Linked DNA regions of Homo sapiens: region 1 is linked to region 2. A link is a loop called in an ENCODE intact Hi-C map of the cell type or tissue named here. Cell type or tissue: heart left ventricle. All regions are shown on one strand. Each heading gives the region's core, and the rest is flanking DNA. Links, peaks and the distances in the headings are about the cores only. Region 1 has its middle 150 kb from the start of HS3ST2. Region 2 overlaps HS3ST2 (heparan sulfate-glucosamine 3-sulfotransferase 2).

Region 1 (16,052 bases), core at 5,232-13,231, 51 kb after region 2:
CCCAATGACTCCAGTGCATCCCAGGGCTCTTCTGTCTCGTAGCCCAGCTTTTCCTCTTCCCATCATCTTTGTTTTTCCCACAGAGTGACCCCAGGAGCCCTCTTATGTAGAAAGCGTTGCTCTGATTGTCCTCTGGTTGGGCAGTGGCAGAGGCCATCAGCAAAGCCCTTCTCATCCCCTGCCACTAAGCCCAGGAGGGAAAGTCGTTTCATCTGCCCCTTCCCTGGCACTCCACAACGTGGAGGATCTAAGGCTGGGGGCTACCTAACCATCTGCTGTGGCTCCTGGGGAGAGAGGGAAGAGAGTCAGCAATACCTGGGTAAGGAGAGAGGCTCACGTCCATTTTCCCATCATCACTTCTAAGGGGAATGGCTGTCATGTTCTTTTCTTTGAGGGCACATTCATTCATGTGACTATTTCCTTAAGATGTGTCCCACCGTCCTCAACTGTGAGCTATGTGGGAATAAGAAATGAGTCTGAGGCAGGGCGCAGTGGCTCATGCCTGTAATCCCAGCACTTTGGGAGGCCAAGGCAGGAGGATCACGAGGTCAGGAGATCGAAACCATCCTGGCTAACACGGTGAAACCCCATCTCTACTAAAAATACAAAAAATTAGTTGGGCATGGTGGCACATGCCTGTAATCCCAGCTACTCCGGGGGCTGAGGCAGGAGAATCGCTTGAACCCAGAGGTGGCAGTGAGCCGAGATCATGCCACTGCACTACAGCCTGGGTGATGGAATGAGACTCCGTCTCAAAATAAATAAATAAATAAATAAAATAAAATAAAATAAAATAAAATAAAATAAAATAAAATAAACGAGTCTGGCTCTGTTCCCCAGCATGTCCCTGTGCTCAGCAGAGGCACTGGCACAGAGCAAATACACAGTGAATACCACTGAATGGATAGAAGAGGGGCACGCCCTGTGCTGTCAACATCCTCCTACACTGAGGTGCAGGCGGAGCACTGCCAAAGAGTCTCCCCTCCACAGAAGATCTGCAGCAACCATAAGTCAGGATTTTCATTGTTTTTAGCACTGTAAGAATAGGAATACTTTGTCACATGTAAGCCTAGTGCTGAACTTTCAGAGAGCCCACTTTCAAAGACACTTTCAGCAAAACGTTATGTATAAAAGGGGAACTTTGTAAATATTCTTTCAATCTTTTTAACTATCTCTCCATGTGTGTAGAATACTTAATATTTCATAATCACACCTTTCATACAACACACGTTATAAATATTTTCCTATGACAATATTCTTCTATAACATTAGTTTTAACAACTGCACAGAATTCAATTGCATGAATGTACCATAATTATTTCCTGTTGATGAGCATTTAGATTGTTTCCAATTTTTTGTATTGTAAATAAATTAGTGATAATCATCTTTCTCCAGAAAGGTTTGTCTGTATCTCTGATTATTTTATTTATATCATTTATATTATAAATTTATTTACTTATTTTATGTTAAACTACCTACTCAAATGGTATGCCAATCTGGATGCACAAGTTGCCCTATATAAAGATTGTAACTAATTTCTTTCTTTTTTTTTTTTTTTTTTTTTTTGCTTTGGAAGACTTATTTGACTTTATGTAAATACTCATTCTTGTTGACTGTTTCAATTATTTTTCTTTCATCTTTTATTTTAGAATCAGTGAGTACATGTGCAGGTTTATTATAAAGGCATATTGCGTGATGCTGAGTTTCAAAGTATGAATGAATCTGTTACCCAGGTAGTGAGCATAACATCCAATAGGTAGATTTTCAACCGTTGCCCTCCTCCCCACTCCTCTGTCTGATGTACCCTCGTGTCTATTGTTCCTATCTTTATATAAGATTGTAAAAAATTTCCACATACAGTATATAAGTGCTTATTTCCTAATCCCATGATCCACTATAGACTTAGTGCTAGATCATAGGATGAGACACCTAAACAGTCCTTCAAATGACTGTTTAGCATCTAAGTACTTTGAAGCATCACTAAAGTACTCAAATATTACTGAACATTGTATTCACCAAAATTCCTAAGGAACAAATAGATGGTCATTGAACCACTGTCTAAGAAGGATGGTCCAATTAACTATAGGGATATGATTTTGCTCAGTGGGACATTCATGCAAGTTCTGGGTCAGAACTGAATTGTTGGGGCATCTGTGGAGAGGCTGAAGTCTACTCCTTTCCCACTCTTCCCTACCAACACCCAGCCACTCTGCTTTATAAGTACTACATAAATGTTTAATGAACATCAATTTTATCATATAGAGTATTGTGTATTAATTGGAAGATTATCCATGATAAACTGATAACTGATTAAAGAAAGCTGAAGAATATCTTTTGTACTTTCTACTTTTTAAAGAGAAGGGGAAACCTATGTAAGTAGCCATACATTTCCATATGTTTATATAAGCAAAGGAAAATATAGACAGTTACCATACAATAGTTTTAACAGTGTTTATTAGGGATATTAGTTTGGAGACGGGTAGAAAAGATTATTAATTTTACTTTAGATGCTTCAATTGCATCCATTTTTTAACTTGTTTCAACGAGCACATACAACTTCTATAATTCAAATGTTTAATATTTAAATTAGGTTTGAAGCGGCACCAAATTGTAGTATGCTGACAAGAGCCCACATCTCATTCATCTTTGACTAGATATTGTTATCTTTTAAGATTTTTTTTTATTGTTTTTTGTTTTTGTTTTTTGAGATGGAGTCTCGCTCTGTTGCCCAGGCTGGAGTGCAGTGGCATGATCTCAGCTCACTGCAACCTCTGCCTCATGGGTTCAAGCTATTCTCCTGCCTCAGCCTCCCGAGTAGCTGGGACTACAGGCATGCATCAGCATATTCAGCTGATTTTTGTATTTTTAGTAAAGACAGGGTTTTACTGTGTTGGCCAGGCTGGTCTTGAACTCATGACCTTAGGTGATCTGTCCACCTTGGCCTCCCAAAGTGTTGGGGTTACAGGTTTGAGCCACTGTGCTGGGCCCTTTCTGCAATGTTTTCATCAGATTTTGTTGTCAGTTATGCTAGCTTTATAAAACTATTTGAGAAACATTTCTTCCTCCTCCTCCTCCTCCTCCTCTTCTTCTTCTTCTTCTTCTTCTTATTCTTCTTCTTCTTCTTCTTCTTCTTCTTCTTCTTCTTCTTCTTCTTCTTCTTCCTCTTCTTGTTCTTCTTCTTCTTTTTTGCTCTAACTCTTCTAGGAGTCTGTAAATAACCTGCTCTTTGCATGTTTAACAAAACTCATCCATAAATTGTCTGAGCATACAATATTTTGGGGAAGTGGGGTTTTGTTTGTTTACAACTTTTACTATTTCTTTCAGGGCTACTTGTCTATTTACATTTCCCACTTCTTTCTTTAGTCAATTTTATTCATTTGTATTTTCCTTCAAAAAATCTAGTTCATCTAGTTTTAAAATTCATTTGCATTATCTTATAGTATATCCTTTGGTAATTCTTTTAAAATAGCCTCTAAGTCCATAGTTCTAACTCCTTTTCCATTCTGAATTTTGACTATTTTCTTATTTTCCAGAGATTTGTCTATCTCACTGGCCATTTAAAGAACCAGATCTGGGATGTAGCTATCAATTTTTATTGGTGTTAGGTTTTCAGATTCAATGTATGATTCTTTAAAGTCCTCCTTCCTGCTTTGCTTAGGTTTATTTTGTTCACCTTCTCTTTCTAATGCTTGAGGTCAATCTCATTTCACTTATTTTCACTTTTTACTCATCTAATGACTAAAATATTCAAGACAAGTATTTTTCCTGAATTCAGCTTTAGCTTATCCCATAAAATCAAAGATGTTGATTTCATTTCTACTTTCTTTGAAATGGTTTATATCCACAACTGAGTTTGTAAGAGACAGTTTTATGGTTGTTTTTTAAAGAACTGTTTTAAAGATTATTTTAAATTAAAAGTAGGTTCATTATAGAAAATGAAAAGAAGGGGAAAATTGTCCAGAATTCTACCACTCAGGTGGCTGCATATGTCTTTCCAGTCATTTGTGCCTATGGTTGCTTCTTTCCTTTTTAAAAAATTGTATTATCTATTTTATCTTAAAGGCCACTTTGTTCCTGAGACATTATAAATGCCATTATTAGGGCCTCTTGCTAGTTTTGAAGGTTGTGACATTTTGGGGTCCCATAGTAACTTACCTGAACACAGATTGTCAGGCAGATTTTAGGAAATTTCATTGATATCTTTTTTCCTTCCTTATGAGAGTCAGAAAGCGAAACTGTGACAAAGATTTCATATGAGAACATATCACTCTGCCTTCATCTCCCCTGAAGAACTTCATCTCCTTCTCATCAAGCTTGAAGACAAAGAGAGCATGAAAAGGTTTCCCATGCCCTCCTGTCCAGGACCCCCGGCTCTTCCCTAGCTTCCCATCATTTACATCCATCTTCTGTCAACTGGACAAGTCACATCACTTCTTCTGAGCCTCACTTTCTTCATCTGTACAATAGGGAAAATAGTAGTCCCTGTTTCATATAGTGGCAGTGAGTTTTAAATAAAATAATGCTCATAAAGCACTTCACACAGAGCCTGGCACATAATAAGTACTCACTAAATGAGAGCTGTTGCTGTTGTTGTCATTACTCCCACCCCTTTTCAAGCACACAAGATGAATAAAGAGCTCACTTCTCAAGTGAGACTCAGGGGGACCTCAATGCCTGCTACTCATCTGCAGTTTTACAAAAGCAATTAAAGCTTGCCTGTGATTGTGTGTCTCTTGATCGTCCTTGAAGCTGAGATGCCCTATTGAAAGAGGAAGTCAGTGCCCTTCCCTGCATTCTGGTGCTGTTTATTATGCCAGAAAGGCTGCTCAGGCTCATTACTGCTGCAGAATACAGGCCCCCAGGGGCTGAAGTGGAGCCGGATAATTACCAACAGATCCCTAATACGTATGGACTCAGTGGAAACAAGTCAATCAGGAACACGGCATTTATGTCTAAACTATTCCCATCCATGCTCAGGGGCATGAGAGACTGCTAATGAGGGCCACACTTCTGAGGCTGAGGGCCATGACCATTAGCTCCACCCTGAGAGCTCTGTGCCTAAAAGAATCCTAACAAGTGGATCCTCTCTAAACCTCCTGTGTTAGTCTATTTAGTGTTGCTATAAAGGAATGCCTGAGGCTGGGCGGTTTATAAAGAAAAGAGGTTTATTTGGCTCATGATTCTGGTGGCTGGAAAGTTCAAGACTGGACATCTGCATCTGGTGAGGGCCTCAAGCTGTTTCCACTCATGGCAGAAGGTGAAGGAGAGCTGGCTGTGCAAAGATCATATGATGAAAACAAGATGCTAGAAAGAGAGCAAGGGGAGGTACCAGGCTTCCTTTAACAACCAGCTTTTGCAGGAACTAATTTAGTGAGAACTCACTCATCCCCAAGGTAGGACATCAATCTATTCAGGAGGCATCTGCCCCCATGACACAAACACTTCCCATTAGGCCCCACCTCCAACACTGGGAATAAAATTGCAGCATGAGGTATGGAAGGGATAAATATTCAAATTATAGCATTGTGCCCCTGGACCCCCAAAACTCACATCCTCCTCACATGCAAGATACAATCATTCCATCCCAACAATCCCAAAAGTCATAAATCATTTCAGCATCAACTCAAGAGTCCAAAGTCTCATCTGAGACTTAAGGTAAGCTCCTTCCAGCTGTGATCTTGTAAGGCCAAAAACAAGTTATTCACTTCCAAGTTACAATGGTTGTACAGGCATTGGGCAAATATTCTCATCCCAAAAGGGAGAAATCAGCCAAAAGAAAGGGGTAACAGGCCCAACGCAAATCTAAAACCCAGCAGGGCAGACATTAAATCTTAGAGCTCCAAAGTAATCGCCTTGACTCCATGCCCTGCATCCTCAGCATACCAATACAAGGGGTGGGCTCCCAAGGCTTCAGGCAGCCCCACCCTGATGGCTTTGCTAGGCATAGCCTACATGACTACTTTCATGGATCAAAGTCTAAGCCAGAGGCTTTTCCCAGGTGAGATGAGAAGTGGCCGGTGGCTCTACTATTTTGGGGTCCTGATGGTGGCCCCATCCCTGCAGCTCTGGTGTACAGTCCGGGTGCCCAGGCAGGAACCTGCCTCAGTAGTGGAGTCATCACTAAGAGTTCCCACCTAGGCAATGCCTAGTAGAGCTGCATAAGCCTTGCAATGCCTCGTAGAGCTGCATAACAGATTCCACATAAGCCTTGGTGGCTTCCACCTCTGAAATCTAGGTGGAAGCCACCAAAGCTTATGGCTTGTGCCCTCCAGAGCAGTGGCTCGAGCAGTACCTGGGCTGCTTGGAGCCAAGGCTGAAGAAGAAATGGCCTGGATGCAGGGAGCAACATTCCAAGGTGGCACAGGGCAGTAGTACCCCAGGCCTGTCCCCTGAAAGCATCCTGTCCTCTTAGTCCTCTGGGCCTGTGATAAGAGGGGGAAGCCTCAAAGTTTTCTGAAATGCCTTCAGGACCTTTTCCTCATTGTCTTGGCTATTAGCACCTGGCTCTTTTTTAGTCATGCAAATTTTTTTAGCAACTTGTACTTCCCACCAAACCCTTGAATTTCTCTCCTGAAAATGCTTTCCTTTTCTACCACATGGCCAGGCTGTGAACTTTCCAAATTTGTATGCTCTGCTTCCATTTTAATTATAAAGTCTGCCTTTAGCTCATTCATTTGCTGCTGTAATTCACTGTAAGCTGTTAAAGTAATCATGTCACTCCTTGAGTGCTTGGCTGCTTGGAAATTTCTTCCACCAGGTATGCTTGGTCATCACTCTTAAGCTCAGCCTTCCACAAAGTCTAAGGTCATGGACACAGTGCAGCCAAGTTCTTTGCTACAGTGTAACATGGGTAACCTTTGCTCTAGTTCTCAATAAGTTCTTCATTTCCATGTGCGACCTCTCTGGCATTGCCCATAATTTGCTTTGCTTTGCTTTGCTTTGCTTTTTTTTCTTTCTTTTTTGACAGAGTCTCGCTCTGTCACCCAGGCTGGAGTGCAGTGGTGCAATCTCGGCTCACTGCAAGCTCCGCCTCCTGGGTTCAAGTGATTCTCTTGCCTCAGCCTCCCTAGTAGTTGGGATTACAGGCACCCACCACCAAGCCTGGCTAATTTTTGTATTTTTAGTAGAGGCAGGATTTCACCATGTTGGCCAGGCTTGTCACAAACTTCTGACCTCAAATGATCCACCTACCTCGGCCTCCCAAAGTGCTAGGATTACAGGTATGAGCCACCATGCCCAGCTGTATACTGTCTATATTTCTATTAGCATTTTGGTCACAACCACTTAACCAGTCTCTAGGACGTTCCAAACTTTCCCTTGTCTTCTTCTGAGCCCTCTAAACTCTTCCAGGCTCTCCCCATTACCCAGTTTGAAAGGTACTTCCACAATTTCATGTGTGTTCCCCACTCTTCTTCCCCACTGAGAAGACTCATTTATTTTTTTGAGATGGAGTCTCGCTGTCACCCAGGCTGGAGTGCAGTGGCACGATCTCAGCTCACTGTGGGCTCTGCCCCCCCCCGGGTTCATGCTATTCTCCTGCCTCAGCCTCCCAAGTAGCTGGGACTACAGGCGCCTGCCACCTCACCCGGCTAATTTTTTGTATTTTTAGTAGAGACGGGGTTTCACCATGTTAGCCAGGATGGTCTCGATCTCCTGACCTCTTGATCTGCCTGCCTCGGCCTCCCAAAGTGCTGGGACTACAGGCACGAGCCACTGCGCCCGGCCGAAGACTCAGTTTTCTGTCTTATTCCGTCTAGTGTTGCTATAAAGGAATACCTGAGGCTTAGTAGTTTATAAGGAAAAGAGGTTTCTTTGGCTCACAATTCTAATGGCTGTAAAGTTCAAAACTGGACATCTGTGTATGCTGAGGCTGCATCCATTCATGGTGGAAGGTGAAGGGGAGCTGGCTATGCAGAGATCACATGGCAAGAGAGGAAGCAAGAGAGGGAAGGATCACCAAGTTCCATTTAATAACCAGTATTTGTGGGAACTAATAGAGTGAGAACTCATTCAACCTAAGAGAGGGTATTAATCTATTCATGAGAGATCTGCTTATAAATATGCTCTGCTTCCCTCCATGACCCAAATGCCTCCCATTACACCCCACCTCTAACACTAGGCATAAAATTGCAACATTTGAGGTTTGGAGGGAACAAATATCCAAACCATAATACTTCCCAAGGGCTGATACCAAGGGTGAACTACAAGGCAAACTGGTTTAATTTGATGTCAGAATCTTCTCTGACTTCTGACCTGCCCTCTCTAGTAATAAATCTGCTTCTTTCAGAAATGCCACATTTAAGGGAACTCTGAAGCAAGCCTCCCTCCTTTTCATCTTTCTTTCCCTCTCCTGCTCAGCTCCACTTCTCTTCCTCCATTATTATCACAGGTAGTGTAATTTTTAAAATCAGCAGTGACTTCTGAAAGCCATCTCACCTCCACTCACCAATTCTCTCGGGCTGCAGCATTGCCTTGAGCTAATGTGGCTTCATTTCTAATGTTTGCTATCAGTACGGCATGCAGGCACACAATTAAATCTAAAAACACAGTTGATTAGAATTCCTGACAGATTGCCTCCTCCAGAAGTAAGAATTTCAGTCCACAAATTAGAGGTGCAGTAAATCGAGCCTTCTGGATGGTTCTATAGCTGATCCTTATTGGTATCCCAAGCCCCATTTGCTTTGAGTGGTGAAAACACGATCTCAGCTGCTCAGGGAGGACCCCTACTTGTTCCCCGGGTGGGAGGGGCAAAGGAACCAAGTGCCAGAGGGTGAACTGGTCCCTTATCACTGCCTGCTGCCCACGCTGGCATGCCCCAAGCTACCCTGCTCTCTTGCCTTGGCCATCGTCCATCATCCATGCATAGTCCTTGCTGAGATCTGCTCATCCCCACAGCAAAGTCACACTGGGTCCAGTCAACCAGGTATTTCCAAACCCTTCTCTCCAAATAGCAAACAGTCACATGCTTCTCTGCTGTACCATCCCTCCTCTGGAGCACTAAAACCCACTAACTTGATGGACAGGAAAAGCAATGACATATGGGGATCCTTGGCTAATATCTAAAATGATTGCTCCCCTCCAAGTGTTACAAAGGGAAAATGGAAAATGGTTGAGAGTCAGTCAAGCCATCTGATAAGGAAGACCCCTATCACTTGGGAAGTGTCTGTAACACAGGTATGACAATTTTGGACACAGCTGCTGCTCCTGAAAGGAACATGATAGGGTGAATCAGTAGAGAAGATATTACCTGTGGACATTAGCACCAGGGAGGGAGCTTCATCTGGACTCAGGGCCAGCAGTGGCTTTCTTCATCCCAAAATTCTACAGAAACATAAAGCATACCTATGAGGAGGAGTAAATAATTCCACAGAGGGAATTAAGCAGCAAGACTTTTTTTTCTCACCTAAGGCTGTAGTTGCATGTGTGATTATGTGTCACCCAGGTAACAGTTGAGTCCACCATGCAGTTGAGTCCACCATGTACCTGCCCATCCCCACTCCTGGATTGCAATTTGCTTTTGGAATTAATTATTTGTTTGTCAATACCTACAAATTATGGCAGACCTTGTGCAAACCTCAGAGGCAGCTAGGGCTTCTTGGGCTCCTGTAAATCTATAGCCTGACCTGGAAACTTGAAGGCAGTTCATGCCACCAGGCAGCTCTGTCATTCTTGGCCATCTTACAAAATGCAAGCAGCTTGGAGCATTTATTCTCTGGAACTTTCTCATCCCCACAGTATCCTGAGCTTCTTCCTCATCAACTCTTCCAAATTCAAGCAAAAAAAGAAGTCCATGGCATCTGGTCGTATCTCCCTCCAGCCTCATCACTGACATCCAAAACCTCCTCGACACTCCCCAGCAGCTTGGGTAATTTCAGTGTCTATGGAGAGGACCTGTCCAACAAGAGGCTCCCTGTTCTTTGATGCTGCAACTTTCCCCATTTCAACCAAAGCCATGCCTAGAACTTCTTGGCATCTCTTATAAGTGTTCCATGCCATAAATGCTCAATTCCCCAGCTGCAATATCTTACCCTCCCCACTGCTGCCTCGTGCGTCAATGACATTGAAGCCTTTAGGGTCTTGTCCTTCTCTTTTTCTCAGACTGTGAACTGCTAAGCTTCACATTCTTCCCTAACCAGCCTAGACCCCACAACTCCCCATTTCAACTACTTGCTCGCTACCCACACTCTCAATCCCCTTGTCCCTCTGTCACCAACTGCCTATACCCAGAATTTGTTCAGGCTGCTAAACACCTCTGCAGAAACTCCTATGGCCAATCAGTTCACTGTCACTACAAATACATGATCTCCAGCATCAGCCTCACTCTTGAGCCTATCTATCTAGGGATCATTTAAAGAAGGAAATCAAGCATAAGTATGTTTTGGTTTACTTGTCAAGCTCAATTAAACCTTTTAGCTTCCCTGAAATTTTGATGCTTGTACTTAGGAGAACCTGAGGCAAAGGTAAGATCAACCTTTGACTCTGACCGAAGTAGTAGTAAGGTCCTTTCTTTAACAGATTCTGCAGGTTACAGCACTGCAGCCATTGTTCCATTTAAGAGACCACAATCCTTGCCCCAGGGACAGTTTCAGAGGCTTCTGAAATCAATTCCTGACTATGCTGCAGTGGAGATTGCATTGGAGATTGGTGATAGCATTTCTCACAGACCCCCTCATTGATCACTGTGTCCTTGCACTGTGACCTATGGAAGCAAAGGGTTGTTCATGCATGGAGAAATCAGCATTCAGGGCAGGAGCAGCCCACATGTCCAGAGGTGTTCTAATCTCTACAGTGAGGAGGGGCTAGTCTCTTTGACAACAGATCTCCCTATCTTTAGAAGCTAAGAGCAAATCAACATCTTTGCTCATGAACAAAATTTACTAGCCTGATCCATGGAAGTGGTGCATGAGGCACTCATAAAGAGTCAGCCTTTTCCTAGTAGGATGAGCACGTATAACCCTTTTTATGAAATGCATACAGCTCATTGCATTATAATTCCTTAAACAATGAGACAGCTGTGCTATCTAGATCTAATTTAGCTCTAGCTGTCAGGGCATGAATTAATCCAGCCCTTGGCCCACATGGCTGCCTTGATAAATGCCTGAACTATGGCCTCACCTTGGTGGCCTGTGTGGCCTGAGTGATGGGGCTCACTTGGCTTGTCTGCTTCTAGAACTCACACTGTGATGTGGTCACTCACCCATCTCCCTGTCAGCAAATCCCAGGCACAGGAAATGGGAAATGAATAGCATGGGAGAGCTCAATCTGGTGCAGTTAATGGGAATTATACTAATTGATAACCCAGACCAGAGTTCCAGCCATACTCCTATTTTCCATTTGGAACTAAATGAGATAACAAAATATAAAGGATTTAAAACAGGGCCTGGGACATAGCAAATTCTCAGCAATTGCTAGTTGGGCAATAAAATTAGACAGTGTAGTGTGGTGGCTCAAAGCATGGACTCTGGAGCTAGATTCTTTTGCTTAAAATCCAGCTCTATGGCTTGTAAACTGTATGACTTTGGTCTAGTTACTTAGTGTCTTGTGGCTCAGTTTCTCTTCCTTGAAATGGGAATAATAATAGTTACCAACCCATTAGCTTGTTGTGGACAGCACTTAGCACATAGAAAGCACTTGATAAGTGATAGCTACTTTTATTAACTAACTGATAGAAATGAAGGGCCTTTTGGAGACTGTCTCATTGTCTTCCATTTTTTTTTCCCTATTATTTTATCCCCGCCCACCTTGCAATACCCCAACCCAGCATCAACGTACCCTCTGCTGTCTCTGCTGGGGCACTGGGGAAACATTTTCATACCTCTTTAGCTTGGCCTCTGTGATGGATTAGAAATGAATACAAATTCTTTGAAACATCTCCCTTTGGAAGGTAGAGCTTAATGCCCTGGCCTATAAATCTGGAATGATCTTAATGACTTGCTTAGCCAATAGAATGTGGCAAAAGTGATGTTATGAGACTTTCAGGACTAGGTCAAAAGCAGCCTTTCAGCTTCCGCTTGGATCTTGCAGAAGGCTTGCTCTTGGGATGGACTTTCTCAGAAACCAGCCTCTAGGCTGCGAGAAGCCCAAGCCACATGAAGAAGCCATGCACAGGCAGCCACAGAACCAGAGCCAAATTCCCAAGTGTCACTCAGCATCAACTGCCAGACATACAAGTGAGCCATTTTTTATATCTGGCCCAGTCGAGCCTTCACATGACAGCAACCCAGCTGCCACCTACCTACAACTGCACAAGAGACCCTAAGTAAAAACCACCTGGCTGAGCCAAATCAACCCACAGAAACTTGACAGATCATACTAAATAGATGTATCAGCCATTATGTTTTTGGATGGTTCATTACAGCAGAAATAAATAACCAGAACAGTGTCCAACCTGAAAGAGGTTTTCAGTACCCCTGGATGTCCTCCCACCTGTCTTTGCACCATTCCTTCCTCCTCATCTGAACCTTCACCCCTCGCCACCTGCCCCTCCCTTTGCAGCAGTGCATCTCACGGTACAGATTAGAGTTTAGCCTGCAGAAAAGGCAGGGAGAGGAGGATTGCTTAGAATGCCCATGGGGCATTAAGGGTTGCAAATCTCTCAGAAATCCAACAGCAGGAATCACTCCAGCCAAGTGGATGAGGCTGGGAAATGGCAGGTGAACAGAATTCAAGGAAGTTCGAAGTATTTCTCTTCCCCTGCTGTCATCCACCATACATTCCAAAAATACTTGCCAAGTGCCCATTCAGGTTTGCTCTCAACTCAACCCTCCAATATGTGCCTCTCTTGGCTCTTCACATCTTCTGATGCTTCCCACCAGTGTCCACATCATCTACACTTTATCTTTAGTTTACATTATAAATCCTGTTGCTCCACAACTGCCCCTTGTTCATGACACACACTTTCTCCCTTGCAGGGGCCCTATTCAATGTGATGACCTCTCAAAATGCAATTTGGCCACTTCAGCTTCAGCTTAATGTCCCAGGCCAAATTCCTGAAAGCAAGAACTGATGGGCCACCCCTTGGGCCAAGTGTCTATCTCTGGTCCGATCAGCATTCAGAAAAACACACGTGGTTGTGGGGTGTTTCCTAATAGGAAGGGCGGACAGAGTGACAAGGCAGGTGCTTGGAAAGCATAATGACTCAGTGATTCTTGGCACAACCAACTTCCCATCTCAGGTTTTTTTTGTTTCCTCCTGTGTAGAATGAAATTGTTCCATCAAGTGGGTGGAAGGAGGGATTGCACCTGGTAGATGTTCCAGAATCTAAAAGTAGTTGAAGCCTGTAAAGTTTGGGAAAGAATACCTGCTTTATTTTTCAATCCTCAAGCAACCCTACCCAGTAGCAACTGGTATTATCTTCATTTTACAGTTGGGGAAACTGAGGTGTGGCAAGATTAAGTGGCACATTCAACTCACACAGCCAGTAAGTGACTCAGCTGGGACCCAGACACAAATCTGCTTGCCATCAAAGCCTGTGTTCTTATTCATTCCCTGTACACCCTTTATCTATGCCACAGTCTGTGTGCCCAGGAGGAAAAAAATGATATAAAATGAAAAGGGTTGAGAAATACTAGAACAGTCTGTAATATTTCTTTCAGCACTCCATCTTCCTCTCTTATGCTGTAATATTTTGTTCTGTTAAGCATTTCAGGACACCAGCGGCCTGGTAAGTAATAATGAGCTGGATGTAAACCAAAGGCCTCAAGGAGAGATGACTGCTCACAATGACATCTCCCCCCATGGGACAGTTTCACGATATCACATAACACAAGGGTGGGGAGATGCCTCCATCCCTTTCTATTAATACCATTCAGTGGAAATTTTAAAGAAACAGGACTTCATCAGCTGCGTGGGTGGAAAACTGGCCAAAGGACTTAGTCTCTGTAACCCTGAGCGCCCTCCAAGGCTGTGCATTCAGAGCATGTCAGGCCAATGAGCACCCCCATTAGCTGAGCAGCCCCTCTAATTAGCATAGCCCCTGAGGAAGGAGGGCAGAGGCCTGGGTCAATGCAGAGAGGGTCCTGCCCTCCCTGTGGATCATGGTCTGGAGACCAGGTTTCACAGGGTCTCCAATGTGCATTTGAATGTCTTGCTCTGTGCTGTCACTCCCTGGCTTGAATACAGATTAACCCTGCTGAAAGACAGCAGCTGCTGCAGGGAGGGGGCTGACTGGAGCCTAATGTCTGCCAGAAGATGGAGAATTCCTCCACCCAGGGGCTCTCAGCTGGGGCTCCCTGAAACTAGAACACACTTAAGATATCAGTAACAGGGGATGGCACCCAAAACGAGGGAGGAGCGCATGCTTATGACACTTAGCATTCAATAATTTCCAGAAAAACTTTGTAGAGGTCTTTACATTTACCAATTTTGTTCAAGCAGTTTTTGTTTTAATTACACATGGCATAGGTGGTGGAAATCATCATCTTTCATGATAGCTGTGCTCATGTATAGCAGTTACTATATCCCAGGCACCATTCTGAAAATTCTTAAAATATTAACTCATTTACTGTGTACATGAATGCTGTAAATTACATAATCCATTTTTGTCATTATTTCACAGGTGAGGAAACTAAGACACAGGCAGGTTAAAGAACTTTTCTTTCAGGCTAAACAATTAAATGATGAGGCTTGGATTTAAACCTAAACAAGGGTGCATTGCGGTTTTATCAGTTAGCTTCTGCTATGTAACAAACATCCCAAAACTTAAGGGTTTAAAATGGCATGTTTATTATTCTTAATGATTATGTAAGTGACATGGTTCTTTTGGTCTGGGTCATCTCAGCTGATCTCTTTGGTCAGCTGGCAGCTCTACCAGGGCTGGATGGTCTAGGACGGCCTCATCCATGTGTTTGGTGGGTTGGCTTCAGGTTGGCTAGGGTGCTGGGAATGACTTGGCTGTGTGTCCCTCATCACCCAACAGGCTGTCCTGGATTTATTCACATACGGGTGTCACAGGGTCCTAAGATGAACAAGAGAGGGAAGATTCTCAATAAGCAAGTGCTTTTAGAGCCTCTGCTTGTGTCATATTTGCCAATGGTCCATGGGGCAAAGCAAGTTACCAGGCCAGCCCTGAGTCAGTGTGGGAGGGGAATACCCAAGGAATAAATAGTGTCTATTTTTACGATCTCCACAATAGTCTGAAATCTGAACCATTCATTTGTCTGCCTCATAGGCTTCTAATAGTCTTAACCCAATTTTGGTTCTCAGCGGAGCCCAGAGCAGGAATAATTGAGAGAAAAATTTCAACTATTTTCCGAAAGGGGTCACATACTCCTCACCCATGCCCAAGTCATTCGTGCCTTTCTTCCATTGCCCCCACCTAATTGTCATCCCCGCCACCACCACCACCATTGTGCGGAAACAAAATCTGATTAAGTGCTCATGGATGGAAAAGAAAATGGATTGTGATTCAGGGAATTTGAATTTAGTTACTCGAAACTAGCTGTGGGACCTCGGGCAGGTCACCTCGATTACTCTGACCCTCAATGATTTTTACTTTTTCAATGTAATAGCCCCAATTTTTCTATAAACATGAATTCAGTTCCCACTGTGTACTAGGCATTGCACTGAACAACACAGATACCATTGTGAAAACAGACACAGTCCTTGACTTTATGAAGCATATAGCATAATGGGATAAACAGATGTTTATCAAATAATCTCCATAATGGCATATAATTACAGACTGAGATAAGTGGTCTGAAGGACAAGAGCCCAATTCTATGAGAAGTTACTACAAAGGAGTCTGGTGTAGACCATGAGAGAGGAGCATGAAGGAAAGTCCCCGTCAAGTGAAGGACAGTTGAGATGAAATTAACTGGGAGGACCAAGGCAGATGACATTGAACCCAGAGTTATTGGGAGAAAATTCTCCATAGATCTCTTGTATTTCTGCATGTTTCGAAAGCAGAGGGCCTGTCTGCCTTTGTCTTGGGCTATATTTTCAAGGATATTTGGAAAACAACCTTGAAAGATAGAGATGATATCTTCCTCTACAGTGATGGGTAGGCATGCTCACTGCCCAGTGTAGAAGATTCAGTTTCCAGCTGGGTATGG
Region 2 (16,052 bases), core at 3,494-11,493:
AAGTGAGGTATCCAGTCTATAGACAAGCATTCTAATTAAGAACATAGGAAAGCTTTAAGTTGGAGCTGCAGTTACAGATTTGTGTGTCAGCATCTCTTAGGTGATGGTTAAAGGCTGGGGAAGGAATGAGGTCATCCAGGAGGATCACATAGAATGACAGAAGTGGGCCCGGCTGCAGTGGCTCACACCTGTAATCCCAGCACTTTGGGAGGCTGAGGTGGATGGATTGCTTGAGCCCAAGAGTTTGAGACCAGCCAGGGCAACATGGCGAAACCTTGTCTCTACTAAAAATACAAAAAATTAGCCAGACACCTGTGGTCTCAGCTACTTGGGGAGCTGAGGCAGGAGGATTGCGTGAGCCTGGGAGGTCGAGGCTGCAGTAAGCTGAGACTGTGCCACTGTACTCCAGCCTGGGAGACAGAGTGAGACCCTGTCTGAAACAAACAAACACAAACCAGCATGAGAGAAGTGGAATGTAGGCCATTGAGAAGATCCAGAATGGTTTGGGGAGAGTTAGGAATTTGTAAAGGGGATGAGGGCTTCAATGAGTAAATGGATTAGATAGGTTGTTGGCTTCATTTAAACTTCAAAGATACCGATAAAGATCTTACTTGTGCCATGGATTGTGGTGGACTCGGGAGATACAGCTGCAAATAAGATACACCCTGCCCTGCCCTCATGTAATTTATAATCAAGTGGGGTGGGTATAGCTTCAACAGAAAATAAGTGTCTTAGTCCATTTTCTGTTGCTCATAACAGATTACCTGAAACTGGATAATTTATAAAGAAAATGAATTTATTTCTTACAGTTATTGAGGTTGAGAAGTCCAAGGTCAAGAGGCTCCATCTGGTGAGGACCTTCTTGCTGTTGGGGGCTCTCCGTAGAGTCCCAAGGCAGCACAGGGCATTACATGGGAAGGGGATTGAGTGTGCTCACTTGCTAGCTCAGTTCCACTTCTTATAAAGACACCACTTCCACTCTCATGATAAACCACTAATTCATTAACACATTAATCCTTTAATTCATTAATCCATGAATAGATGAATCCATTCATGAAGGCAGAGCCCGCATGACCCAATCACATCTTAAAGTCTCCACCTCCCAATAGTACCACGTTGAGGATTAAATTTCAACATGAGTTTTGGAGGGGACAAATATTCAAACGATCGCAAGAGGCCAGACTGTAAAAGATAGGTTAAAATTCTTGGATTGCAAGCAACAAAAACCAACTCTAACTAATTTAAAATAGTAGAAACTTACTGGAAGGATGTGTAGTAACTCACAGAATCCAGAAGAAAGGGGAAGAGCCAGGTCTCAGAAAGGGCAAGAACCTAGATAGCTGCAGGGATTTGGCAACAGAAACTAATGAGGAATCTCTTCCAGGGTTTTATATCTGATTGGAATTTCAATCTTTATGACACCTTTTTAGTCTTTGTAACACAATTGGTTCCTAATAGCCTAACTTTGGACATGCATCCCCACCCTTGGCCCATCAAGATTTTGTCCAAAGCAGGAGTAGTAGTCCTCAAGGAAAAATCTGGGGCTGTTACCAGATGTAGGGAAAATAGTTCCTGAGCAATTTAAAATAACAGGTGGGAGGAAAGTCCAAACAATGAGCATTAGATTATTCTTTCAGTAACTTTTGCAGAGCTACATAGAAAACAAAGGAGACAGAAGCTTAAAAGGGTTGCAGGGTGAGAGAAAAGTTCAGCTGTTTGCTAGCAGCTGGAAACAAGTAAGCAAAATTTAAACAGTGACATAAAGAAGAAAGATGAGCCCCAAGGAAGTCTAATCACGTCTTCCTCCAATGTGCACAGGGCATGGGAAGGTATACACAGTACCTTTGCACGTTATCATCACACAGGACTCCAACACTCTATTCCAATGACCCAAGGAGAAATAAATATTCAAGGGTGTTTTTTGGTGGGATAGAGAAAATTTGAAGTACCCAGGAGCCCTTTGACTTGTGGCATGACTACAGCATGTTTGCAACCTGATTCTTATATCTTCTTTAGTATTTGCCATTTGGTTTTGCAACTGATAACACCAATTAGAAATTAGAAGGGTGGGCCGAGTGCGGAGGCTCATGCCTGTAATCCTAGCACTTTGAGAAGCCAAGGTGTGCGGATCACCTAGGTCAGGAGTTCGAGACCAGCCTGACCAACCTGGTGAAACCCTGTCTACTAAATACAAAAAATTAGCTGGGCGTGGTGGCACATGCCTGTAATCCCAGCTACTTGGGAGGCTGAGACAGGAGAATTGCTTGAACCTGGGAGGCAGAGGTTGCAGTGAGCTGAGATTGTGCCATTGCACTCCAACCTGGGCAACAAGAGCAAAACTCCATCTCAAAAAAAAAAAAAAAAAGAAAGAAAAGAAAAGGAAAAAAGAAGTTAGAAGGGTGGAGCTTCACTTTAGTGCACAGATGGGGGAATAATGTGATACTTTGGAGATCACTGGATTTGGTCAGCATTTTCCAAACTGGTAACAAAAAGAGATGTTAATTGGTGCTTCACAGCTCTATAGTCAAGTAAGCTTAGAAAATCTGTCCTCAATTCCTTTCTTGGATATTCTTTAGTGTATTGAAGGATATTGCAAAGGAATCTGTTTAATGGCAAGTCAAGTCAATTTCCTTGTGCCAGGGAAGACATTTATTGCAACAGCCCCTGTAGAATTTGGGAAGTCTTTAAACACAGTTTAAATGCGCTGTTACACTTATGTAATTTCATCTATTCCTGTCATACAGGCCAACACCTGATTACCATATATGCCACAGTCACGATCTAATATATCCAGATTTCTAAGAAAATCCAGCCAAAGAATTCTATTCAAGTGCCCTTGTGATTGTTTGCACATAATGCAAACAATGTACTCAATACTACTTTTTTTAATTAGTTCTACTCAATTTTTTAAAAATTGTTTTTTAATTGTCTACTCAATACTAACAAATGCTATTAATTGTCCTACTCAATACTAATAAATACGATTTCAACTTTCAACCAAAAAGGGTCTACATAGACTTTGGGCCTAGAAGAAAAAGATCAGTTGTATCAGTCTAGCAATGAATTAGAAGGTTCAAGGCGCCAATGGGTGGGTTTGCAGGAAAGGTAGAAGGGGAAGGGATCTAAGCACAGGTGGATGGGTGAGCCCTTGCATACCTTGTTCTCGGAGACTAGCAGGAGGGGCTCAGGATGGTTGCACATAAGGATTAGCTTTAAGATGGAGGAGAGGCAGGTTGAAGGAGTTGAGGTGTTAGGTTGAAAGCTTATGCCTTTCTAGTGTCATGGGTGACTAGCTGCATGTTAAGGGTGGATGAAAGGATTCAGGCTGGGAGTGTATGATGAGAATTTGAAACATTTACTATGAAAAATGATGGAAAGGGCCTGAAAAGACAAATATAAGATCACTGAGCAGTACTGAGGGTTCAATGGAAGCTAGAATCCATGAACATATTAAGGATATATTTGTAAGTGACAGCAATTTTCTCCAGTGCTGTTTGGCAACCCAGGGACAGAACTGGAAAGGATAAAAGGCTGGAAGGATGCATTATTAGAGACTGGGGAGAGCAATTAGAACAGGAAAATTGATGAGGATGAAGATGATGCTATTGAAATGATTGTTCATTGGGTACAGAGAAGGTATGGAATAAAGTGAAATCAAGAGAATCCCAGATGAATTTGAAAATGGGTATAAGAAGTTTGAGACTGTGGAAAAGGTAGAAAGGGACAAGGTTGTAATCTGTAGTTTCCTGTGGCTACCATAACAAATTACTGCAAACTAGGTGGCTTAAAACAACCAAAATGCATTATTTCACAGTTCTAGAGGATAGAAGTCTGAGACCAAATTGTTAGCAGGGTTGGTTCCTTCTGACTGCTCTGAGAAGAATCTGCCCTGTGCCTCTCTCCTAGCTTCCGGTGGCTGCTGGTGGCAATCCTAGGTGTTCACGTCTTGTAGACATCTTACTTCACACTCTGCCTTCATCTTCAGGTCACCGTATTTCCTGTGTGACTCTTCTTCCCTTCTCTAACAAGGACACTCGTCATTGGGTTTATGGCCCACTCTAATCCGGGATGATCTCATATGCAAGTCCTTAACTTAATTACATCTGCAAAGACCCTTTTGCCAAATAAGGTCACGTTCAAATGTTCTGGGTGGGCTGGGTGTGGTGGCTACACCGTAATCCCAGCACTTTGGGAGGCCAAGGCAGGTAGATCTCTTGAGCCCAGGAGTTCAAGACCAGCCTAGGCAACATGGTGAAACCCTGTCTCTACAAAAAATACAAAAAATAGCTAGGAGTGGTGGTGAGTGCCTGTAGTCCAAGCTACCTGGGAGTTCTGAGGTGGGAGGATCACCTAAGCCAGGGGAGTTTGAGGCAGCAGTGAGCCCTGATGGCACCACTGTACTCCAGCCTGGGCGACAGCATAAGACTCTGTCACGCACACACACAAAAAACCCCAAAACAGAACAAAGGTTCTGGGCGGACATATCTTTTGGAAGGTCACCATTCAAACCTCTACATAGTTTTAGAGTGAAATTTCTGAGTTAACCATTTCAGAGTTAGGGAAATTGCAATGACATGACCCAACGTATGGCCATGAAAAAGAGTTGGTGAAGGGAAGAGAAAATGGAAATACTTGGAGTGTCAAAGGTCAAAGAACTGCGAGGCCAGGGTATTGGGTGGAGATAGTGATAGGAGCCAGGAAGCAGAAAGCTAAGAACCAGGAGTTGATATTCCAAAGGATGTGAGAATGAATGTTCTGGGGGTTGGTAAATCATAGTGTTAGTGATGCAGGGCAGGCGAGCCTTGGGGAGTTCTTGGCTTTGCCCAGGAAACAATTCAAGGGCAAGCCGGTGTTGTTAGACAAGCAACTTTTATTGAAGCAGCAGTGTACAGCAGAAGCAGAGGCACTGCTCCCTGCAGAGAAGGGCTACCCTACAGGGGTGTTGTATAGGCAGTGTATCCAGTGTAGCAGCTCGGAGGCAGCTCTGCAGTCATATTTATACCCACTTCTAATTACATGCAAATTAAGGGGCAGATTATGCAGAAATTTACCACCCTACAAAAAGGGTGGTAGCTTCCAAGTCATCAGGTTGTTGCCATAGAAAGGGATGGTCACCTCGGGGCGTTGCCATGGCAATGGTAAGCTGACAGGGCACACAGGTGGGCGTGTCTTGTGGAAAGCTGCTTCTTCCCCGCCCTGTTTTAGCTAGTCCTCAATTTGGTCCTGTGTCCAAGCAAGCCCTGCCTCCGGAGTCTAGACCCGCCTCCTACCTCATTAGGATTGGGAAAGGTGTTTCTCAACTCTGCCTTCCCATTAGAATGAGCTGAGGAACTTTATAGAAGTATATCCCTTCCCTGAATATTTTGAATCAGTTGTTCTAGGACAGAGCCCAGACATGTTTATTTAAAAAAGAAAGAAAGAAAGAGAAGAAAGAAAGGAAGGAAGGAAGGAAGGAAGGAAGGGAGGGAGGGAGGGAGGGAGGGAGGGAGGGAGGGCGGAAGGAAGGAAGGGACTTCTCGGGTAGTTCTAACGCGCAGCCAGGATTAAGAAAAATGCACGTAAGGGTCAACTATGACCTTCATCAAGAAGTAGCGGTTGGGAACCAGGGATGCTCCCGTCCATCAAGGCCTGAATGAGATGCTCCTGGGAAAGAGACTTCAGTGCTTCCTCCCACATCCCTTAAGGTCTCAAGCAGAGCCAGGAAATTAAAAAGCAAGGGAAAGAGAGGTTACATAGCCTGACTCCTGACTGAGGTCCCAAGCAGCCTGGAGTTCTGTGCTTGTTCAAGCCTACACAAAGGATGTATTTCAAATGTTTTTCAGCAGAAGACGTCAGAACTCATATCTAAAACAGTTGCTATTCCTGCAAGACAAGACTTTTTCCCCAAAAAAAGATTTTCTTAATATATTTGGAGAAATATCTTTTGCCAGAACAATATTCAGTGGCTTACTTTGTAATTTTTGAATATGTAATAAATGCATTAAAATTTTCAAGCAGCTTAAAAGGTTATACAATAAAAAGTAATTCTTAGCCAGGTGCAGTGGCTTGTGCCTATGGTCCCAGCACTTTGAGAAACCAAGGCAGGAGGATCACTTGAAGCTTGGAGTTTGAGACCAGCCAGGGCAACATAGTGAGACCCTATCTCTACAAAAAATACAAAAAATAAGCCAGGCATGGTGGCTTACACCTGTAATCCCAGCTGCTCAGGAGGCTGAGGCAGGAGAATCACTTAAGCCCAGGAGTTCAAGACCACCCTGGGCAACACAGTGAGACCCCATCTCTACAAAAATTATTAAGAATCAGCCAGGAGTGGTGGCATGAGCCTGTAGTCCCGGCTTCTTGAGAGATTGAGGTGAGAGGATCAATGGAGCCTGGAGTTCGAGGCTTCAGTGAGCCATGATTGTAACTCTGCACTGCACCTTGGGAGACAGAGTGAAGTGAGACCCTGTCTCTTAAAAAAAAAAAAAGCAATTCTCATTTATCCCTCATCTTCTAATTCTGCACTCACCTCAAGTTTCCTCCCTAGAAGCAACCACTTTTATTGGTAACTTATTTATCCTTCTTAAGATATACAAGCTGTATCTTGCCTGTTTTCATTTAACACTGTATGTTGGAAATCATTCCATATTAATGCATACAGATCTACCTAACCCTATTAATTGGCTATTCCACAATTTATTTAGCTCACTGTGATGGATGTTTAGATTGTTTCCAGGCTTGAAGCAAACAGGTTAAAAATTAAATAAGAAAAAAAGCCTGTAATCCCAGCACTTTGGGAGGTTGAGGTGGGAGGATTGCTTGAGCCCAGGTGTTCGAGACTAGCCTGGCAACATAATGAGACCCTGCTCTACAAAAAATAGAAAAACTTAGCCAGGCATGATGGCACACACCTGTAGTCCCAGCTACTTGGGAGGCTGAGATGGGAAGATGGGAAGATGGGAAGATGGGAAGATGGGAAGATAGCCTGATCCCAGGAGTTGGAAGCTGCAGTGAGCTGTGATTGTACCACTGCATTTCAGCCTGGGCGACAGAGTGAGACCTTGTCTCAAAAAAAAAAAAAAAAAAAAAAAAAAAAGAGAAGAAAAGAAAATCAACAAGATTTAAAGTGAGTACCTCACCAGGTGAAAGCTTTGAGTGGAACAGAGGCCAGGAGGAGGATGCAACAGGCCCCTGGGTGGAAGGGCTGATGTAGCTGGGCCTGAGGCCTGGCCCCAGGGAAACCTATTTGATGATGTATTCCTTCTGCCCACACAGGAGCCTGATGCCCAGGACCCTCGAGAGCCAGATCACGCTGGAGAAGACGCCCAGCTACTTTGTCACTCAAGAGGCTCCTCGACGCATCTTCAACATGTCCCGAGACACCAAGCTGATCGTGGTTGTGCGGAACCCTGTGACCCGTGCCATCTCTGATTACACGCAGACACTCTCCAAGAAGCCCGACATCCCGACCTTTGAGGGCCTCTCCTTCCGCAACCGCACCCTGGGCCTGGTGGACGTGTCATGGAACGCCATCCGCATCGGCATGTACGTGCTGCACCTGGAGAGCTGGCTGCAGTACTTCCCGCTAGCTCAGATTCACTTCGTCAGTGGCGAGCGACTCATCACTGACCCGGCCGGCGAGATGGGGCGAGTCCAGGACTTCCTGGGCATTAAGAGATTCATCACGGACAAGCACTTCTATTTCAACAAGACCAAAGGATTCCCTTGCTTGAAAAAAACAGAATCGAGCCTCCTGCCTCGATGCTTGGGCAAATCAAAAGGGAGAACTCATGTACAGATTGATCCTGAAGTGATAGACCAGCTCCGAGAATTTTATAGACCGTATAATATCAAATTTTATGAAACCGTTGGGCAGGACTTCAGGTGGGAATAAGCCCACGAAAGGAAAGGGCTCTCAAGGGCTCTTCTGCTCATCTCTTCCGTGAGATTTGCTCCCAGACCCTCTGATCTCCCTCCAACAAACCCTGGCTCCAGCCCCCTTTCCCAACTTGAGTTGCATCATCTTGGAACCAGGAAGCCCAGCTAAAGCCAAGAGACCAGAGAGTCCCTGCCACTAGTTTTCATCAGTCTGTTCAAGCAAAGTTGATCTGCTCCTGGCACGTCCAGTAAATTCCAGAATCATTCTCCTTTCTGCCCATAAAGGGCCTTGGAGAATTGCTTTAAGAAGAGTGAATGTTCCAATGATGATAGATATTATAAGCGATGATGGTTCTGTTGCTATGAACACAGCAGTCGGTCCCTGTCATTGTCCACCCAGGAGTGGCCTTGTTAATTCCAAGTGGCATGTATCTTCCCTCTGAGCTTCATTTCTTCAAGATGCTCTGGGTGGTGGGATGGGAGACCATCCTCAGCCCTCCTCAGACCTTATCAATTCATTGAGAGATTGCAAAGCTGAAAGCACCTCCGGCCACTCCTGGGAGACAGACCCTTTGGTGATGAAATAAACCAGTGACTTCAGAGCCTATGGTCTCAACTGTGCTTGAAAAACACTGTCTCTGAAAACAACTTTGTGATTCTCCCTGCTCCCTGTGGACAAAAGCACATAATTCTGCTGTTACGGGTACTTTGCTCATACGAGCTTTCATGTTCAGCATGCAATGGAATCATGCTTGTCCATGTGAAATAAATATGGCTCTCTCGTGTCCTTAATGCTGGGCTTTTCTCTGTAAGCTGGTTCTGCAGCACAATTCATTAATTAAACTTCTCCCAGTGCAAGAAGGCAGCTGGTGCTGGGGGTGGTCTGGGGGGTCAGGGAGGAGGGCAAGGACTACATGGGGCAGAGGCAAGGCGGTGGTGGAGATGAGGAAAGAAGTTCTTCTTGGCAGAAGCTGGGGCAGAAAGATCACATGAGATCTGTGGGGACACCCTCTATCTGAAACATAAGTCTGTGTTCATTCTCTGCTTAGAAATTTTAGATCTGAAGTGCTACACTGAAGGTCCGAAGGTTGATGGGGCATCAGATATCTTTTTGGTTGGCCAGCATGATATTTTGAAATAACTGTCAACAGTTAGAAACTGGGAGCATTCATATGTAAAAAATATGGATTTTCAGCTTCTTCTTAAAAAAAAAAAAAAAACAAGAGAGACTTGGCTACACTGAGCCTGCCCTGCAGCATGGCAACAATTGGCTGCTGCCTTTGGATGGGGCCTGCGCTCCCCAGTTTTACAACTCCCCATGTAGGCACCCTCCCTTGCTGATTTGTGCCATTTGCCAGGCTCCTGTAGGCATTTGAGTTCCCAGCCCTGCCTTGACTGTGTCTCATAACTTCCTGTAAAGCCCAAATCCTCCCGCATGGCACCCAAGATGACCCCAACTTACAGTTTCTCCTTCATCCTCTGCTCTAACCTTACAGAATGATGTGCCTTTTCTTGAGTTTTTCAAGTCTCCTTCACCTGGAATGCTTCCTTCCTTCACCTGGAATGCTTTCTTCCCTGACACGTCTCCAGCTAATGGAAACCCATGCTCCCAGTAAGACTTCACTCAAGTGTCGTTTGCTTGATATTTTTGAAGCCTTCTCCAGCTAAGCTATCTGCTCACTCTTCTGTTCACTTGGGAGCTTGTACATGACTCAATGGCAGCTTTTGTCACACTAGATTATAATTATTTGTGTAAATGTCTGCCTCCATCATAGATTTGAACTCCTCGAGAGTCAGGACTGTATCTTGCTAAGTTGTAGTAGGCACATAGCAGATGTCTGATGGTTGAATGTGTGAGAGGGTGGATGGATGTTGGAAGTCTGGGTTCGTGGATGAGGGTGTCCCAAGGAACTGCATTTCTGGGGGATGCTTCCCAGATACCTCCATGTGTCCATAGGAAGCAAGGAAGGATTGCTGAACATCTGGGGACTGCTTGGATTTTGTGTGCTCTGTCAGGCACAGTAGAAACTCCCTGAAGATCAGATTGACTTATAAGGGTGGAAGACACTAAAGTGTAATACAACAATTCTGCATCATGGCCCATCTTCCTTACCCAAGCATCTTACATGGAATCAAATGACTGGATCCATGGCATCAAGAAATCAGTTCTGCAGGTCTGCCTCTGTGCTTCCCCTGTGGATCTGGAGAAGTGACAGGGTAGAAGCCGTTCCTGCTTTGAAGTTGGGGCCCTGGCCGTCTGGTGATCAGAAAAAGGGCAGATTGTATATGTGCATTAATTAATTGCCCTTATACATTTCCCATCCAGAAGTATTTGGTGTTCTGTAACTCTGGGCCTTATAGGGGCCAAAGCCATATCCAATGGGAGACAGAAGTGCATTGAGACACAAAGGAATCACCTAAGAAAGAGTCAATGAAATTTGCTTGTTTATTCTGAAGAGATCAGTCAGAATTCATGAAAATTTTGAATTTTTCAATTTTTTGCACATAAATGCAGCTTTATTCCTTCGCATGACAAGCACATTCAGACTGCCCGGACTAAGTAAATTTCAAGTATTAATGAATAGGTATGAGTCTCTTGTAATTAGCATCTCAATCATTGTGTGCAAATGAAAGATGCTTAAAAATCCTAGTTTAAATGAGTAAAATCTGGAGTACATGAATCTGCTCAGCAAACTCTGATTTTTTTAATCCAGTGCAAATGGACCCTTTTACCCAGGCTGCCCCAGGGCAAACTTGCACAAGTTCCAAATTAGTATGCTTTAAATAGATGAAGTTTGAGTGTTCAATCTGAACTAGAAAGGCTCCTCAGGGTGTGTGTGTGTGTGTTTGGTTAGGTTGCTGAAACAGACACAAAATGGCAGTGTCTTAAAAGACTGAAATGTATTTCTCTCTTACTAACAGCCCAGAGTGGACGGCAGTTCCATGACACCAGAGACTGGAGACCCTTGCATCCTACTACATCTGCATTCCACTCAGCAGGAAGAGGGTGTAGAAATAAATGAAGACTATCCAAAAGAGAGCAAGCAGAGGTCATTGATTCAGAGCTTGCCCTAGCAAAGAGTCTTGCATTTGGCAGAAACTCACAGGCTGGCAGAACAGTGAAAAAGGTTCACACTGGAAAAGAGAGAAGGCTTCAGGGGTGCCTGATTGGAGGTAGTTGGCGTAGGAAAGCTGGAAGTGGGCTCATTAGAAGTGGGGCATCCGGCTGGGTGCAGCAGCTCACACCTATAATCCCAGCACTTTGGGAGGCTAAGGCTGGCAGATCCCTTGAGCCTAGGAGTGCGAGACCAGCCTGGGCAACATGGCAAAACCCTGTCTCTATGAAAAAAAAACAAAAGAAAAGAAAAAATAGCTGGGCATTGTGCTACACTCCTGTAATCCCAGCTACTCCGGAGGCTGAAGCGGGATGATCACCTGAGCCCAAGGAGGTTGAGGCTGCAGTGAGCTGTGATCACACCACTGCACTGTACCCTGGACATCTAAAAAAACAAAAACAAAAACAAAAAAAAGGAAAAAACAAAACAAACAAAAAACAAAACAAACAAACAAAAAACGGGCATCTTATGTGATTGATTCAGAGGCATATGTGACTTTCTGTAGTTGATCCTGAGTTGGAAGCAGGGACAAAAAATGGAGAAGCTGGCAGTTATTGACCAAGTCTTGCCCATTCTGGGCCAGTTGCTGCAGGGATTGTGGTCTGGCTTCCCAAGCAGGTTGCTGAAGAGGTTGTGGGTCAGAGTTCTATTGCCATTGTTCGTTGGTACATTCAGTCTCTTAGGAGGAAAAATGGGCCCAGGAAGAACATGCCTTTTCCTTTTGAGGTTGTAACATCATTTCTACTCTCAGCATCTTCATATTGTGAATTGTGCCTCCTATGGTTGTGCAAAGGTAGTGGTACCACTTTGACTTACATCCTCTTGGGTAGAACATAGTTATTTGGTCACACTTAGATGTGAGGGAAGCTGGGAAATGTAATCTTTAATCTGGGTGTTACTATGCTGAGCTAAAAATAGGATATTCTGTAAAAGAAGGGGAGAACAGATATTGAGGGATATCTAGCTGTCTTGGCCACAGAACCTTTTCCACATAGCAAAGCCTCCAGGTGCTTCTGGTTCTCTCTGTGGCTTTGTGTCAATATGTGAGTATGCTTCTCCACACATATTGGAATGTGTCTGTACCTGTTTCAGCCCCTGCTTTCTTTCCCCTGCCTCTGTCTAGGGACAATATGGTATAGAAGCAAGCACAATTTGCTCAGACCCAATAGGTCCAAGTTTGAATCCCACCTCTGTTATTCCCTAGCTACATGACCTTGGGGAAATTATTTAACTTCTTTGAGCCAATTTTATCATCAGTAAATTGGGACATAAATTTGTACCCATGATAAGGGGTTTTTGTTGTGAAGATTAAGCAAGAAAACACTTGCCTCACACAGAGTAGGCAGTCCATTCATATTCCCTTTATTCCTGGCAGTGGAATCCACCACTGCTCCAATACTCCTGTTGGCTGAGATCAGCTGCATCTCTAACAGAACTACAGAATTGCTCATAGCAATTTCCTTCTTCCTATGAATGGGTGAATTAAATCACTTTCACAACCCAGGATCAAGTGGCTCAGTCTAAATGCTGAGCTCCAGATTCTCTGGCCAAATAAACCTAATACCTATGCCCCCTAAGGTAAGGTGCTCATTCACTCTGATTTTCCCAGTTCAGGCCCAGTTTATACCTGTTGTCCTGGCGTAATTATCAACATTGCCTCTTCGCTCTCAACCATGCCCCACTTGGGATGGTAAATCTCTGGGTGTCCTTATTGTCCCTAAACTCTGACACCAACTTATTCCTCCTAAAGGGCTAATCTTCAAGATTTCATGGCCATCTCTTTCTTATCATCCAGTTCTCAGCTCAAATATCTACCCAAAACTTGCCCTTCGTCTTCCCCAGTCACTCTCTATCTTGCAATTCTTATGTCTATTATAGCATTTATCACTATCTGACATTATATATTAGTTTACTTGTTTGATATCTGTTTCCTCTAGAGGTCTGGGAGCTACATGAGAGTGGGGATTGTGCCCATGTTTTTCAGCATAGTGCCTGAAAATTAAGCATAATTATTAAGCATAAATACTTAATAATTATTTGAGTACATGAATGAACTTCTGGGGCTCTCTAACCTGAATGTTAGCCTTTTTGATCATTGCTTAACCACAAGAATAGACCCTGTTCCTCGGCTCTATTTTCTGCCTGAGATCCCTCAGGTCTCTTGGGATCTTTATTGCCATCATTAGCCTTTGTGAGAGTTAGAAAAAGGCACTCCTCATTGGCAGATAAATGAGAAAAGGTGCGTCTTTGGGGTGGACACAGTGTTTTGAGTATACAGCATGGCGAATGGAGTACAGATTGGATATCAGCCCCCACTCTGCCCCCCAACCCCCAGGTGGCATCTTTTTGTAAGGCACAAACTGCAGTCTTGCATGGCAGCCTTGTCTGCAGTTCCTCCCCATTCACTGGGATTCCATGTCCCTGAATGCTCCAGAAATTAGCACTGGATACTTCTGCCTTTGGACATCCAAGACTCTTTCTATTTTTCTAGCTCTGCCTTTCAGGAGCTTCTCCAATTCTGCTGGTATCCTGATCCTTAGTGATTCCTCATACTCCACATTCAGTCCTTTTGGTATGCACATGTGTGTCTCTCCATGGATGCATACTTATGTGTGGGTTTGTGTCTTCTTTTGTGTATGTGTCTCTTTATTATATCCTCATAAACACTTATTAACACTCAAAACTATTCAACAAAAATTTACTGAATGTGTGCAAAAGGGGAGTACAGATGTAATGACAGCTAACATTTATTCAGTGCTTTTTGTATGCCAGCGATTGTGTTTTCCGTATCTTATAATAACTCTGTAAGGCAAGTACTATTTCAAAGTGTAGCAAAAGTAAAAGCACTGGTTGTGGTGGTTAAGAGCATGGATGCCTAAGTTCTAACCCTAGCTTACTACTCTCTTACTCTGGGATCTTAGGCAAGTTATTTTATGTTCTTGTACCAGTTTCCCCATCTATAAAACAGGGGTATTAAGAATTGTACCAATATCATAATGGTTTCATGAGGATTCAACAAATTTAATTCATATGAAGTGTTTGGAATCACACTCAAACGTGATAGCTGATATTGATGCTCTCTTCATTTTGAGATGAGAAAAGTAAGGCTTAAAAAAAGTAAAGAAAATGTCTAAAGTTCTCACACCTGGTAGAGCCAGGAGTCAAATCAGGCTCTAGTCTCAAGGCCACACCCTTGATTGCCACAGTATGAGCACTATCCTGGAGCAAGTCACATAGGAGACACATGAGACAGTGAGCAAAGTGCTATAATTGAAGCAATGCAAGAATTTAAGGTCATATAAACGAGGAGAACAACACAGAATCAGCAAGAACTTCATGAAGAAGGCCATGGAGCACCTTCCTACTCTTCTCCCACTTATGATAAATCTCTTAACCTCTTAGATGAAGTTCAGCTTGTTACCCACACAATGGATGAGTTTGGTAGCTTGGCCAGTGACAGCCCAATGACCACAACCAAGAGGGGTTTAACAAGGTGGTTTTTATTACTTGCAACAAGTACAAAGAACACCAGGGATAGTTTCCAAAGCAGTGGCCCCTTGAGCTGGGGCTGGGTCAGGTTTTATAAGCATAGGGTAATGAGGTGCAATCTGATTGGATCTTGAAATGAAGTGATGTCAGGAGGCCTGATCTGACTGGGTCCTGCCATGAGGTGACAGCAGAGCCTGATCTGATTGGATTCTGGATCCTGCCGTGTGATACCTGCTTCTCCATTCAGTCCCCACTCCTTGGTCTGAGCACTTAGGGTGCCCCCAGAAGTTGCAAGCTTGGTTCATCTGAGCATGCTTAGGTTACATGAGCAGAGGGTTTGTGGCAGCTGAGAAACAATTGACAACTTTGTTACATAAAAGTTGAACCAAATTGTTCATTGGACAGGCTTGCCCCAGAGGGACAATGAGGTTATAATTTTTCCTTAAACTTGATGAAGAACCTACTAGATGAATTTTTAAAAATGAGTAATTGATGGGATTTAATTCTTTTAACCTTAAACACTTAGGTGTACTTGCCAGGCTCCAGAGACGCACAGTTATATTGGCCTTCCTTCCTGCACCCCCATGGAGCCCCCAAACTAATGAGAATTAGAGTTGTATAAACAAATAATTACTATATAATGTAATAAGTGGAATCTATATGATGAAGGGCACAGAGAAGAGAATGGAGACTTTCCTGGTGAAAATCGGGACAGGAGGAGGTGACAGTGGAGCCCTGTCTTAAAGAATGAGAGGAATCTTCATCTTTTGGAAGAGTGTTACATGCCAGTCTGAAAAGCATCTGGAGGCATGATTGTTTTAGGTGGGGGAAATTGGGACCAAGACTTAAGGCCACTGGGCTAAATTCTGGTCACAGGATTTGGCCCCGGACCCATCTACACCATATCCCAGTCCAGGGAATACGCTCAGCTTTCCCATAGATTCAAGGTGGATCTCACACCTGCCTACCTATGCTAGGGGCAGAAATACAAACCCACCTTTCCCAGGATAAGATGGGCTGCTGGTCTCCTTCCTGTTTAGTCCCCTTCCTAGGTAGACATACGCAATCTCCTCACCCTCTCACCCCACCTCCCAATGTTCAGCACCAGAGATCTGAAAAATCAACTTAGGTCAATAAATAGTTGTCTCAGTGGGGCTCCTCACATTGTGACAATGAACTTTGCCTTTAGTTTTCTGGTAAATACTGAGAACATGTTGATTTTATCATTTGGGGGGAAAAAGCAAGCCCCCCCCAAACAACTTATAACACATTTTATTCCATTTTTCTAGTGTGAAATGAAAATATGAATGTGCCTTCTAGGAACTGTATTCCTAACTGCTTTTTATTGACAACAGTGGCTTAAATAAATCAGCAATTTAGTCTCTCAAATCAAAGAAGTCTGGAGTCGGACAGTTAAGAAGTGGTGCAGCAGCTCCATTATGTTATCAGGGACTCAGCCTCCTTTTATCTTTCTGCCACACCATCCTTATTCCATGGTTTCCATCCTCATGGTCCAAAATGGCTGCTGGGGCTCCAACCATCATATCTATGTTCTAGTCAGAAAGAAAAGGAAAAGAAAGAAGTTACTCC

Evidence for each region. A loop is a pair of places that touch in the nucleus more often than their neighbours do. Peaks named below come from ENCODE experiments on the same cell type or tissue, not always from the same donor. Only the 100,000 strongest peaks of a DNase experiment are listed, where the experiment ranks them.
Region 1: it touches region 2 in a loop (2.1-fold over the local background); 4 of 110 quality-filtered maps call a loop at or near these places.

What each region holds. Positions count from the first base shown.
Region 1 is chr16:22,956,637-22,972,688 of GRCh38, forward strand. No RefSeq gene overlaps it. Among named protein-coding and RNA genes, the nearest start is that of HS3ST2, 150 kb to the left of the region's middle. In heart left ventricle, for the core only: no CTCF peak of the experiment used is centred there; no DNase peak of the experiment used is centred there; H3K27ac peaks cover 4 bases.
Region 2 is chr16:22,907,690-22,923,741 of GRCh38, forward strand. HS3ST2 (heparan sulfate-glucosamine 3-sulfotransferase 2) reads left to right here. Exons shown (of 2, transcript NM_006043.2): 2 at 7,255-8,649. The coding sequence ends at 7,873. Among named protein-coding and RNA genes, the nearest start is that of HS3ST2, 100 kb to the left of the region's middle. In heart left ventricle, for the core only: no CTCF peak of the experiment used is centred there; a DNase peak (open chromatin) is centred at 7,562.